2 separate regions of the Mus musculus genome follow, and region 1 is linked to region 2. Evidence: chromatin contacts called from ENCODE Hi-C or POLR2A ChIA-PET data. All regions are on one chromosome and are shown on one strand. The core of a region is the stretch at or near the end of the contact, and the rest is flanking DNA. Distances in the headings are between cores, read along the strand shown.

Region 1 (6,884 bases), core at 2,198-4,697, 1.8 Mb before region 2:
ACGGGGTGGAGGATAGACAGATGTACACGTTCATTTGGGCGTGTGCATGTGTAAGGGTGCACACATACCAGGCAGATGGAGAGCCGGGGTCGGTCAGCTGTTCTCCACCTTGTTTTCTGAGCCAGGGTCTCTCGCTCAGTCTGGAGCTCCAGGGGCAGTGGGATTTATTACAGGTGGATATTATTACAGGTGGATATTATTGAACCTGGCCTTTATTTCTTTTTTTCTGACTTTTTGTTTTACATTTATCTACTTATTTGTGTGTGTGCGTGGAGAGGGATGTGCCATGGTGCGAGATGGATGTCAGGAGACAGTTTGACATTCTCTCCTACCACAATGTAAGTCTTGAGAACCAACCTCAAGTGGCCAGGCTTGGTGGTGGTGCCTTTATCTGATGAGCCACTGCCATCTTCCTTAGCTCCAGGAAAACTTATATAGAGTACCTAGGCCTCGCTCTGGGTTGGCTATTGGTATTACTCCCATGAAAATGGTTGCGGGGGGGGGGGGCGGGGGGGGCAGGGGGGGGGCGGGGGGGGGAGGGGGTGACTGTGCGGGACCAGAATGAGCCAGGGTTACAGTCACCACTTACCTTGGATTTTGATTTCCCGCGGACTGCAGGCATCCTTTCCTCCCGCTGCTGATGGTCCACATTCAGACTGAGGCAGAGTGCTAGCAGAAAAGAGATGAGGAAGCTCAGTGGCCCTGATGTCCCCAGTCACCTGTGCCAGGCCAAGGTGCCTGAAATAAGCCCCCCCCCCCCATCATTAGAGTCAGGAAGGGGCAAGAAGAGAATCACACAACATTGTCTGTTCCTATGAGCTCCTGGCCAGGACACTAAGGAAGAGAGTACAGACACCTACCTGGCCACCCATCTTATGGCAGGTGACTGCAGGTGACAGGTACCGTAATGAGAGTCAAAGCAGGAAAGTTGCTGTTCCCAGGCACTGTTTGTTCCGGTGGGGACAAGGCACCTGAACCAATCCACAGGGCACGTAGTGATTTGGGGTCAAGAGCAGGAATCCTTACTATTTCCTTCACTCCTCCCAGAGCTACAAACCCAGAGAAGCTGAGTGACAAGAAGCACGTGCTGAGCCGGGCATGTAGCTCAGTTGACAGAGTGAGATGGCCTGGCATGCACTAAGCCCCAGGTTTCCACATCCAACATAACATAAACTGGGCATGGGGGGCACATGCATACCCTAAGAGGTAAAACAAGGGCCGTATAGCGGACCAGAGAGGGGTGCAGGAGTTACGGTTACCTCTCTAAGAAGGTAGCCATAAGCTGACATCTGAATGTGAGCCACAGGGTACAGGGAAGACACTTTTCCAGGTACAGCCAAGGCCCTGTGCTAATGAAGCCCGGACTTGATGTGTAGAGAGATATAAGAAGGCTGTGTGTAGCCAGAAGTGGGAGGGGTTGGGATGGGGGTGGAACGTGCCCTTAATCCCAGCTAGGACTATACAGAGAAACCTCCCTCACACTTGGACATCCTACCCCACTACCCCCCATCTCCCCCTCCCACCCCCACCCTCTGGCAAAAGAAAAAAAATGGCTGTGTGCTAAGACAGAGTGAGGTGAGGAAGGCTTGTGGAACCAGATCAGGAAGGTGACAGTGAGCAGTTTCTGTGATAAGATATAACTGGGGGAAAGGTGAGAGGAACTGAGCAGGAGAGAGACTAATCAGACTTTCTACTTAACAAAATTTGGAGGTGGCTACACGGCATAAAAATGGCTTTGGTGACTGTGGAGAAAGCAAATGGTGTACTAGAGTCAGTCATTAGGCAGCTATCTCCAAAAAAATGTGGACAAAGTGCAGCCAGTAGGGACTAAGGAAACCTCTTTACCCATGTGTCCACAGGAGTCTCCATTCTGAATTTAAGAGCAGTGCCTGTGTAGCCCTGTCGTGGAAATCTATTTGTAAACCAGGCTAGACTTGACTTCACAGAGACTCACCTTCCTCTGTCTCCCATGGGCTACTGTGTGCTAGCATTAAAGGTGTCTGGCCTGAGGCCCTTCCCACTCCCCACCACTCCTCTACTGAAGCCTTCAAGCTACCTTGATAAGGAAGACACCCAACAGGTTCCACAGGTCAGGGTAGGATGCAACTTTCCCGCAGGACCATTCTTGGGCAGACACCAAGAAGCCAGGTTGCTTGCCTAGGGATAAAAGGAGTCTGGAGGGTGTGTGCACCACTGCTCAATCCAGAACCTCTGCTAGAGGTGAAAGACGGCCAAATTCCAAATGTAGACACTAAAACTCCTTTGGAATTCACCACTACAACCCTACCTGTACACAGGCCAACAACACAACAGCAAACCTCCACCGTCAGCACTACAACAAAGGCCAGACTCTACACCGCACTCAGTATGTCCCAGGCATTGTACAAGGCATTTCACCTGTATTATTTCACAGTCCGTTTAGCCTTTCCATCAACACTCTGATGAGCGCCATTTATCCCTTTGTACAGAAGGAAAAGTCTCATCCTTAACAGGTTCAGTTTCCCAGACTAGGCCATCACATCTCCTCCTCTAGAGGAGCCCGTTGCCACGGTAACAAATGAGATGAGGCACGATCAATCACACACTGGCACACACTCACAAAGCCATTGTCATCTGATGGCTCACTGTATCTCTAGACTTTGATAAATAACTTCATCAGCCTCTCTCTCTCACACACACACAAACACACCCGCCAACACTCTCACACCAGCACAGCTAGTGACATAGAGATACTCAGAACTGTGTGCCCACACCCTTGGGCCCCTCTAGCCTGCGGTGGCCTCCTTTCCCACTAGGACCTGTACAGTCACCTGTCCCTGGGCCCCACAGGCCGAGTGCCCTCAGACTATGATAAACAGCTCCATCAGTCTATCACACTCACACACAAGTACAACCGAGATGCTCAGAACTCTGTTCCTACATCCACTAGCGGCCCCTTGTAGTGTCTTCCTTTACACAGGGCACACTGGTCACATCACGCAGTTGGTGGTATTCGCACCTGTTTCTTGGGGCTCACAGGCCTAGTCGGTCTCTCCCTCTCCCTTCCCCCCTCCCACTTCCCTTCTCCCGCGCCCCCCTTCCACTTCTCTTCTCTCGCGCACACACATATACACACGTGGAGTCTCCTGAAGGATTCTCATACTGTGTTCACCCCACAACAAACAATATACGCCAAGCATACACGAAGCTTCAGGCGTGCACCCGAATCAACTCAGATCACCAGAGCGACCCACGCAAACAGGTCTCTGTCTCTCTCTGTCTCTCTGTCACACACACACACACACACACACACACACACACACACACACACACACACACACGCTATCAATCATTCCCACTGAAGGAAGGCTCGCAGTCACCAGACCCCCTCACCTGTCTCCCTGCTGCGTCCTCCGTCTCACAGCTGCCACAGAACTGCTAGCAACAGAGCTCCCGCGCCTGCGCACTCGCCTCCCAGACCCCCAGGGATCCCTTCAGGGCCTCTCCCCGGTCCCCCCGCCCCTCCAGAAGGACGCAGGCCAGTGCGGCCCCGCCCCCAGGGCTTCCCCCGGAGCGCGGAGCCACGCCCCCTGACACGCAACTAGACGCTGCAGTCGCAGAACCCCGGAGACAGCGCGAGGCCACGCCCTCAATAATTTGGTTGGCTATTCTGCCGACCCGTGTGCGCCCTCCTACGCTAAGCGCTTTTCTAAGGGGTTCGGCCAAGCTCCCGTTAGAGTCCATTCAGCATGCGTCCTTTCCGGGATGCTTCTCCTAGCGTTCCACACCTCGGACTCACTGGGCTTCCACGCGCCTTACGCCGTGCGCAACCGCGAGCTTGTACCGCCAACCTCAGGCTTTGGCAAGAGACTAAGGATATCCACGCCCAAAAGGGTGTTTCCATCCTCGTTGTCGCCTGTCTGGAGACCTTGTGACCCTCAGAGGAGAGGACAGAGTTTCTTCTGTGGCTGTTTAGAAAGCCATGGGGGAAACGATGGGCACGTGAGAAGAGGAGCGTTCCACCTTGGAGTCTGATTGAAGACTCTCCACAGCACAATTCAACACTTATAAGGCCGTACTCCCTCCCAAACTATAAACCTGAAATTTTCTAGGAACTCAGTATAAATCTCACGTAAAGGGGAAAGGCCTGCCCTAAACCTCTTGAGCAACCCTAATGATTTCTGGTCCTACCTTATCAAATTATAACTCCATTCAAGCCACTTCCGGAGTCACTTTACATCTCACCAAGTAGAAAGAGAATAGGGGTAATACTTGAGGAAACCCTAGGCTCAGTGAAGGACAAGGAATGACTCTCGGGTCGCACAGCAATCACCAGGATAAGGGTAGACTAGACACCAGACCCTGTTATGGCATCCCTTAGCAAGAACACAGTCATTGGTGTGTGCACAAGTGAAATGCTGTCAGCTGCACAATTCAGTATACCCAACCTGCGTATAAATATAAGTGCCTAGAGAAAGGGAAGTGACTCATTTAGATCTTCAGTCAAGACAGTGATGAGCGTCAACTGTGACATCTGAATGGTCATGTGGGAAACAACGGCACTACTGAGCAAACACAGCATTTCATTTCACCGATGGGAAAACTGAGGTTCCAAGCACATTGGACCTTACCTGAGGCCCCAGAAATAGGAAGTAGGAGGGAAGCACAGAGGTTAAGTTCTACACATCATTTCTCTAAAGGGGAAACCAAGAGACTGAGAGAGCCCCAGTCCAAGAATGGGGGTACAGGGTGGGAGGCTCCAAAGAAGAAGTGTGACTCAGATTCTCACAAGTCTTTCAAAACCTCCATCTATCCAGGAGAAACTATGATGTTACTACCAAAAGAGGCAGGGAATTCGTTATCTTGGAGACCAGAAAGGGTGAGACTAAAGGTTGCATTCATTTCCCAGTGAATGAAAACTAAAATAAAATAAAAAGGGAAGAACATGACTGTTCCTAGGTATGGTAGATGAGAAGGTTTATTGTAGATAAAGGGACACATAGTCAGAGGCACGGATGTCTGAGAGAGTCCAAAGTGAACATGACCCTAAGCAATATGAGGAGAGGGAGGAGGGGAGAGAAGAGGGCTAGACCAAGAGGCCAGGAGGCTAAAGAGAGTAGGTGAAAGGACCAGGTAACCAAAATGATTGGATTGCATAGGGAAGGAGAGCTGGGGGAAGGGTGGCCCAGCCCCTGGGCTGGAGAAGTTTAGGGTAGAGGGCAGAGTATGCCTGCCAGGAGGGCCCTGTAATAGGTACAAACTGAGAAAGGCAGGTAGAACCTGGTGGCCAGGTCCCCTTTAATATCTTAAGTAGGCACTTTTGTCTGGGGCTTGAAACTTAACACCCAGGAGACCTCTTTGGACCTCAGGAACGTGCACGCCTTGCATGCTCAGACTAGCCTCTCCTGTCATACTTGCAACTGTCCAGTTGACCCAGAGGAAATAAGAAGAGGCCCCGCCTCAATACACTTATGCCACCCTGAAATGTGTCCTTTTGCCTACTGGGGGTGGAAGGATACAAGGTTGGGGAAGGGGTTTGTTGAGAAGACCAGCCACGGAGTAAAGAGTAACAACACCATGAAAAAAAATTGCATGAAAAAAGGCCAAAAAGAAACTTAGAATTTAGGCTGATGAGATAGCTTAGTGAGTAAGAGCATGGACTGCTCTTCCAAAGCAAAGTCCAGCAACCACATGGTGGCTCACAACCACCCGTAATGAGATCTGATGCATTTTTCTGGTGTGTCTGAAGACAGCTACAGTGTACTTATTTATAATAAATAAATCTTTGGGCGAGAGCGAGCCGGAGTGAGCAGAAGTCCTAAATTCAATTCTCAACAACCAAATATAGGCTCACAACCATCTGTACAGCTACAGTGTGTACTCGTATACATAAAGTAATTAAAAAAAAACTTAGAACTTGTATACTAACATAAAAAAGAATTAAAATGAAGTGAAGAAAGAAAGAAGAAAAAGAAAAAGGAAGCGAACAAATAGGCCTCTCCACCAGTCGGAATCCTGCTCTCTCTAGAAGCAGTCTTTCTCCCCCTAACCTAACCAGCGGTCTAGCGTTTCTCTGTCTCCAAGGCTACAAATTGTAGGCTTGAAGTGGTGCAGAGACTTCTGGGTATTGTAGTGTCAAGGAAGCAGAGAGGTGGGAGGCGCGCTTGTCAATAAAACGGAGTTTGTTAGCAGAAACGTCTGAACCAAGGAATGGTTTGGAAGACTGAAAACGCCTTGCAGATATTCTTAGGGTGTTAGCATTGTGTTAGGAAAGAGGGAGGCGAAGAAAGGGCTAGGCGCGAGGGATTGTGGGAGTTGTAGTTTTGCATTCTGTGGCGATCTGGAGACGGAAATGACGAGACTGCCGCCTCGCGTCAGATGTGAGGACAGCAGACCCTGTGTTTAATCTGCTTTTCCCCCCCAAGCCAGAGTTCCAAGGTCAACTAAAAAGGCTGATTCCCACAAGGATTCTCATGACCTTCCTAAGAGCACCGGCGACGTGTGAGGATTGGAGTGTGGAGTGATTGGAGTGGGAGTGAGGGTATAGGACGGGGGGAGGGGGGCGGCATTTGTGCAACAATATGTATGTGCAAACCCTCACGTTGTGTCTGGCTGTCTGCTTTATAGTAAATCAACAGGAGCTGGAGAGATATCTCAGTGGTTAGAATACTGGCTGTTCTTCCAGAGATCCTGAGTTCAATTCCCAGCAACCACATGGTGGCTCACAACCATCTGCCCTCTTCTGGTGTGTCTAAAGACAGGTATAGTGTACTCATATACATAAAAAAAATAAATCTTTTAAAAAATAAAAAAGTAAGTGAGCAGAATGCAACAATATGGAGTACTCAGGTTTCTTTTCTCCTCCAAATTGGACAGGAAGTCCAAAATCCGACTCAGCTTGAGGC
Region 2 (6,802 bases), core at 1,799-4,298:
GAAATCAGAGGACCCTATGGAGGACTACTCTCAGCACCTGGGACAGCACCCAGTGTGCACCATTTTTTTTTTTTCTTGACAATATCAATCTTGGCAAAGGGTGCAGAGTCAACCTGAAGTGCACAGAGACATTCCACCCACCTTGGGTGTGTCTCGGAATTGGACAGGAGGTCTTCAAAAGCAGAACTTTGCTTGCATCTTCCTCTTTGTAATAACCGCGTTCTAGGCAGCCCATGTTCTGGAACTCACTATGGAACAGGTTCTTGTAACAAATGCCTTCTTGACATTTTCTTTTTTTCCAAATTGCATGGTAGGGGCTGGCAAACTGTCTCTCTGCTTGTTTTCCACATAAAGCTTTATTGCAACATAGATGCAGTGGTTTGTTTGTGCATCGTCTGTGTCTGCTTCCTGCTTCTGTGGAGGAGTGGCTGCAATCCCAGGGCAGTTGAGAGGACTAAGAGCATTCTCAGTAGGAGTCTGTTCTAGGAGTAGATGATTTTAGGCTGAATGCACTCAAGGTTGTCCTCAACTACATAGTGAGTTAGAGACCAGCCTAGACTACAAGAGGCCCTGTTTCCAAACAAACAAACAAAACAAAAAATGTAGCACCCACTGTGGTTTTTCTGCTTGTCTTCTTCTTACCATTTTAGTCAGATGAAACACCATGATCAAAGCAAGTTGAAGAAGAAAGGATTTATTGACTTACATGTCCATATCATGTTCATCATCATAGGAAGTCAAGACAGGAACTCAAACGGGGCAGGAACCGGGAGGGAGGAGCTGATGCAGAGGCCGTGAAGGAGTGCTGCTGGCTGGTGTGCTCTCAACATTCTTATCTTCTAAGCTTCCACAGAGCAGCCCACTAAGCTCTCAACACTCAAAGGCCCAGAGTTCCAAGGTTCTTTCACAATCCTCCCTGAAACACATGGTCAGGTCTGTCACAGCAACACCCAACTCCAGGTGCCAATTTTCCAACCACGGTCTTTCCAAGTCCATTGTTTCACTGTCATTGGAGTGTCATTCTTCAGGATTCTGGTACACACTGAAGACCAGCCTCTTGGACTGAACAACTACTGAATTCTTTGGTCATTGGTAGACAGCCATTGTTGGACTAGCTGGATCACAGCCTGTAATCCTTTCTAATTATCCTCTTCCTCCCCAACTCGCTTTTGGTCATGGTGTTTTATCATAGCAATAGTAACCCTAACTAGGACACCTCCTCACATTTGTGGTAGATGAAGGCTCTCAGACATTTGAAAAACACTCTTTTTAAATGAAAAGTTATTTATTTATCTTATGTGTGAATGTTGTACCTGCTTGAGTTGTCTCTGAGCCATTTTTGTGCAGTGCCTGGGAAGGCCAGAAGAGGGCGTCTGAATCCCTGAAACTGGAGTTAGACATGGTTGTTGGGTGCTGGGGTCCTCTGCAGCAGCAGCAAGTGCCACTGACCTACCTTTCCAGTCCCAGGAGAATCAGCCTTTACTGTTACTGTCAGGGAAACTGTGTGGTAAGGATTGAATTCAGTAGCTGTGCTTGGAACACAAGAGGTGTTAAGTAAGTTGCAAGAAGTTGTGAGTGAGCACTCACAAGTGCACACTAAGGCCAGTTGTTCTTTTTTTCTTTTGGAATGACCAATCATTTCCTAAGTATAACTTCTTACAAAGGGAATGTCTGGGTCAATAGTATACACGGATCATCCTGTGACAGGTGTCTGACTAGACTTTCAGGAACACCAGATAATTGACTCCCACCAACAGGGAGTTTCCCCTGATCCTTGCCAACACTGAATATTTATTATAATGTTGCCAATCTGATAATTGAAAAATATTTATCTCCTTGTCACCTTCATGAAGACAAACAGGTGTCAAGTGTGCTGACATTTTCTAGTGACAGGATGTATTTGTCCACTGTCTATAGCCTTTTTCCTAACTTCCTTTCTTTTCCTTCCTTCCTTCCTTCCTTCCTTCCTTCCTTCCTTCCTTCCTTCCTTCCTTCCTTCTGTCCGTTCGTCTGTTTGTCTGTCTGTCTTCCTTTCCTCCTCTCCTGCTTCTAGACACTAACACTTTAGTATGTTTTAAATATATTATTCTTTCCTTTTGGTGTATAAGTGTGTGGACACATACATGCCGTGGTGGAAGGTCAGAGGACAACTTTTGGGAGTTGATTTTATCTTTCCACCATGTTCTAGGAATCAAACACAAGTTGCAAAGCTTGTATGACAAGTGTCTCTACCCCATGCACCATCTCACTGTTGTTTTAAAGCCAGTATCCTTCTTTTCCTTCAAATCCAATGGTCCAGGTCTCAGTTTCCTCCCTCAGATCCAAAGCCCACACCCCAGACTTCCACTCTTAAACACAAGAGTCCAAATCCTACCCTTCTCCCTCAGACTCAGGAATCTATACTTCACCCTCCTCCCTCAGACCCAGGGGTCCAGGTCCCAGCCTTCTTCCCTCCTTCACAAGGCCTACACAGAAAGTGCTACCATTAACTATTATTTAGAGGAGAAAAACCATGGTTCATTCTACAGGGTCTCGATGTCTGGAAATGGAAATGCTTGGTACCAAACTATCTATCTATCTACTTTATTTATTTTCTTCCTCCCAGATAGTATTCTTCTGCATGGATCTGGCTTCCTAGAACTCCCTCTGTAGAACAGGCTGGCCACAAACTTATGGGTTTGCCTGCTCCTGTCTCCGTAATGCTGGGATTAAACGCGAGCACCACTACCACCCAGCTACTATTTTTTTTATTTCTTCCTTCTTTCCTTCCTTCTTTCCTTCCTTCCTTCCTTCCTTCCTTCCTTCCTTCCTTCCTTCCTCCCTCCCTCCCTCCCTCCCTCCCTCCCTCCCCCCCTCTTTCTCTCTCTCTCTCTCTCTCTCTCTCTTTTTCTTCCCGAACTTCAGGACGCCCTTGGATTGGTTGAGTGTGATGACATTTGATCTGGTAGCTGACACGCCTGTCAACCTCGGCCGCATTCCATCTCCAGAAACTACGTTTCCCAGCATTAAGTGCGCCATGGGCCTACTTCCTAAAGCCCCGCCTCCACATCTGGTCACTCCCCATAGCCGGGTTCTGGTGGCTGTGTGATTCCACGTTCACGCTACTCGAGCGCACGTGGGTTCCTGGGCAGCGCGTTCGTCCGCGGAGTGGCCTGGAGTGCAGACCCACGGACACCCTTTTCCCCAGCCTGGGATGAGCCGCTTTCTGCTGCCGGTGTCCGTAGTGGGCACGGTGATCGGCGGCACCGTGCTGCTCAAGTGAGTCTGCGCGTCTTCTCTGCGCGCTTGGTGGTAGGTTTGCGACAGGGGAATGCCAAACAAGGCCAGAGAAGTATCCCTTGTCCTAAGTCCTCGGACGAATTCTTCCCGCTCACTAGTATGGCTTTTCCGGGAGAGGAGGGCGGGTCACCTCTTCAAGGTCACCTAGGGAGAAGGGGTGGAGCATGGATCTTGTGCTCATTTTATCTCTGGACCACTCCTTCTCTACCCTTTCCTCTTTGCCCAGCCTGTTTGCCTCCCCTTCCTTCCTTTCTTCCCTTTCCTCTCCTCCCCCGTCCTTCTTTCCTTCCTTGCGTTTTTCAGACTGGGTCTCACCATGAAGCCTTGGCTGGCCTGGAACTCGTTATATTGACCAGGCTGATTTTGAATTCACGAGAGATCTGCCTCTGCCTCCTGAGTGCTGGGACCAAGGACATGCGTGTCTGTCACCGCTAACAGCTTACATGAGGTGTTTCCCTCCCCGCCCCCCCCCCCCCCGCATGTATGCATATGCTATGCTTTCGGAGGTTAAAAGAAGATGTTAGATCCCGTGGAACTGGAGTTATTGTGAGTCACCGTGTGGGGTGCTGGGAGCTGATCCTGGGTCCTCTGTAAGAGCAGCAGTGCTCTTACTGCTGAGACATCTCTCCAGCTTCTTGATGTATACACACCCGCTTCCCAATCATTGTTCTCCAACTTCCATGGACCCCTTCTGACACATGCTCCTTCCAACGTCATGCATTCTGTCTGTCTGTCTGTCTATCCATCCATCCATCTATAGACAAGGCAGCATGTAGCCTAGGCTGGCCTTGAGCTTGCTCTGTAGTCGAGGATGATGACCTTAAATTCCTGGTATTCCTGCCATTGCCTCCTGAGTACTGGGCTTGCAAGTGTGTACCACCACTTCTGGCTATTGTCTTTTGTTTTTATAAAAGTATGAATAAATGATTGTTACCTCTTGGAGATGTTCCAACGTATAATCCTTTTCTGAGGCCATGACGAGGACTCCCGTGTGTTTGGGTGCTTTGGTGATGGATGTGAGCTTACGAGTGCTTTGCCCCAGCTCATAAATCTTGAGGCAGGCACGAGGCAGACAGAACTCACTGTGCTGTTTCTCACCTTCAGGGACTATGTCGCTGGTGGGGCTTGTCCCAGCAAGGCCACCATACCTGGGAAGACTGTTATCGTGACAGGAGCCAACACAGGCATCGGGAAACAAACTGCTTTGGAGCTGGCTAAAAGAGGTAAGAGCAGCCCCTGCTCTGGGGTTTGAAGAGTTATGTGCACACTGTTGTGTGCACAATGTTGTGTATGGCAGCCTTGTTTATAATACCTCGAAGGCAGAAGCATTCCAGGTGTCAATTTGCAGACAAATAAACAGAATACGGCTCATCCATACAGTGGAATATTACTATGCTTTCAAAAGGAAAGGAATTCAGACATGCTTCTGTGTGATGATTCTACAGGATGTTGTGCTAAGTGAATAAAGGCAGACACCACACACACACACACACACACACACACACCCCAACAGCTACATAATTCACATTCTCAAAACTATCCAAAACCAAACCTGTTTTTATTATGTAGTGTGTGTATGTTGGGCTGGAGTGGGTCTGAGTTTGCCATCTGTGTAGACAACCATGGAAGCTGGTTTTCTCCTTCTGCTCTGTAGGTCCTGACATTGAACCCTGGTCCTCAGACTTAGCAGTAAGTGCTGTGGCCTGTTGAGCCAATTGCCAGCCTCAGTATTTGCATATCTTGATATGTTTGCTTTGTGTGTATAGGGGGGAGGTGGGTACACATGTGCATATGCGTGCACATCCTTGTGGAGGACAGAGGATAGCCTCTGGTGGCATTTCTCAGAACAACAGTAGCATATTTCCATACGTCCTTCGAATGTTTTCGTCTTCCCACACGCCTTTAGAATATTTTCATAACAGCTCCTCTTCCCCCAAATCTCCTAGCTCCAGGAAACCTGCATCCTTTCTCTTTGTGGATTTACCTATTCTGGACATTGCATATAAATGAATGCATGTATGAATGTCTGACTCACTGAGTGTAGAGTTTCCAGGTCCATTCACCTTGTCATATGTCAGTACATTACTACAGTTATGGCTGAAGAGTATGCTATGGCCTGGATAGACTGCAGTTGGTTTATGTATTGATTAGTGGGTGGACATTTGCTATTTTGTGTGTGTGTGTTTTGAGGATTGAACCCACGGTGTCTTGTTTGCTAGGCAGGTGGTTTACTACTGAGCCACACCCCAGCCCCTCACTGGGGGATTCTAGGCAGGTGGTCTACCACTGAGCCATGCCCCAGCTTCTCATGTGGGGATTGTGGACTCTACCACTGAGCCACACCCTCAGTTCTTCACTGGGGGATTCGAGGCAGGTGCTCTGCTGCTGAAGTACCTCCTCAGCCCTGTTTTGACTTTTTTGAGACAGGTTCTTACCAAGTTGCCCAGGCAGGTCTTGAACATACTTTGTAACCTAGGCAGGCCTTGAACTTGCAATCCTCTTGCCTCAGCCTCCAGAGTCACTGCCATTCGAGGTCTACATCACCAAGCCTGGGAGTAATTGAGTTCCCATCTTTTGGCTATTGACTATGTTACTGAGAACACTGTGTGCAGGTTTAAGGTGAGTGTATGCTTTGATTTCTGTTGGACAGATGTGTGTTCTCTTTTCCTGTTCCAGGAGGCAACGTCATTCTGGCCTGTCGTGACATGGAGAAGTGCGAGGTGGCTGCAAAGGACATTCGAGGAGAGACCTTGAATCCCCGCGTACGTGCTGAACGCCTAGACTTGGCTTCCCTCAAGTCCATCCGAGAGTTTGCAAGGAAGGTCATTAAAGGTAGGCAAGAGGACATTGACTTTTCCAGCCAAGGTTTGTAGCTTCAGGTTAGCCTCTGAGGTACCTAAAGCCTGTAAGCTCTGGAGCAGAGGCTGGCCAACGGCGTCCGCTGGCTAAATGTAGCTGCTACCTGGCTTTCGGTTCTCTTCATAAGATCAGCTAGCTGTGCCTGCTTGTGAGAGTCCATCATGATCTGGCTTGTGGACTGTTGACGTTCTCTCAGAGTTGGAGGGAGCAGTGCTTTGAGTGAGAATAACCTACACAGGCCCGTGTGTCTGAATGCTGGTGTCCAGTTCTTAGGACTGTTTGAGAAGGATTTGGAGGTGTGGCCTTGCTGGAGTGTCATTGAGCGTGAACTTTGAGGTTTTAGAAGCCTACAGCATTCTCAGTTAGCTTTCTCTTGCCTCGTGTGTATGGATCAGATAGAAGCTCTCAGCTATTGACCCAGCCCCATACCTGTCTGTCTGCTGCCATGCTCCTCACTTTGGTGGCCATGAACACTGATGCTGTGAAACTGTAAACCTCCAATAAATTGTAAGTTGCCATGGTTATGGTGATATTTTATCTTAAAGATATGTATGTATGTATGTATGTATGTGAATGTGTATATATTTATGAATGAATATGTCTATACACACACACACACACACACACACACACACACACACACACACACTCTACAAGGAATTGG

What was found. A loop is a pair of places that touch in the nucleus more often than their neighbours do. ChIA-PET counts read pairs that join two places held with the same protein, here RNA polymerase II (POLR2A).
Region 1: a loop to region 2 is called in a map of regulatory T cell, with 6 times the contacts of the local background. The contact joins the promoter of Zfp667 here to the promoter of Rdh13 in region 2. A Hi-C loop is called at or near these places in 1 of 37 maps with a recorded cell type or tissue (regulatory T cell). POLR2A ChIA-PET finds 5 or more read pairs at or near these places in 1 of 5 experiments (embryonic stem cell).

What each region holds. Positions count from the first base shown.
Region 1 is chr7:6,283,143-6,290,026 of GRCm38, reverse strand. It overlaps Zfp667 (zinc finger protein 667), which reads right to left and starts at 3,447. Exons shown (of 5, transcript NM_001024928.2): 1 at 3,373-3,447; 2 at 590-669. The coding sequence starts at 622.
Region 2 is chr7:4,441,903-4,448,704 of GRCm38, reverse strand. It overlaps Rdh13 (retinol dehydrogenase 13 (all-trans and 9-cis)), which reads left to right and starts at 3,048. Exons shown (of 7, transcript NM_175372.4): 1 at 3,048-3,258; 2 at 4,384-4,502; 3 at 5,956-6,111. The coding sequence starts at 3,194.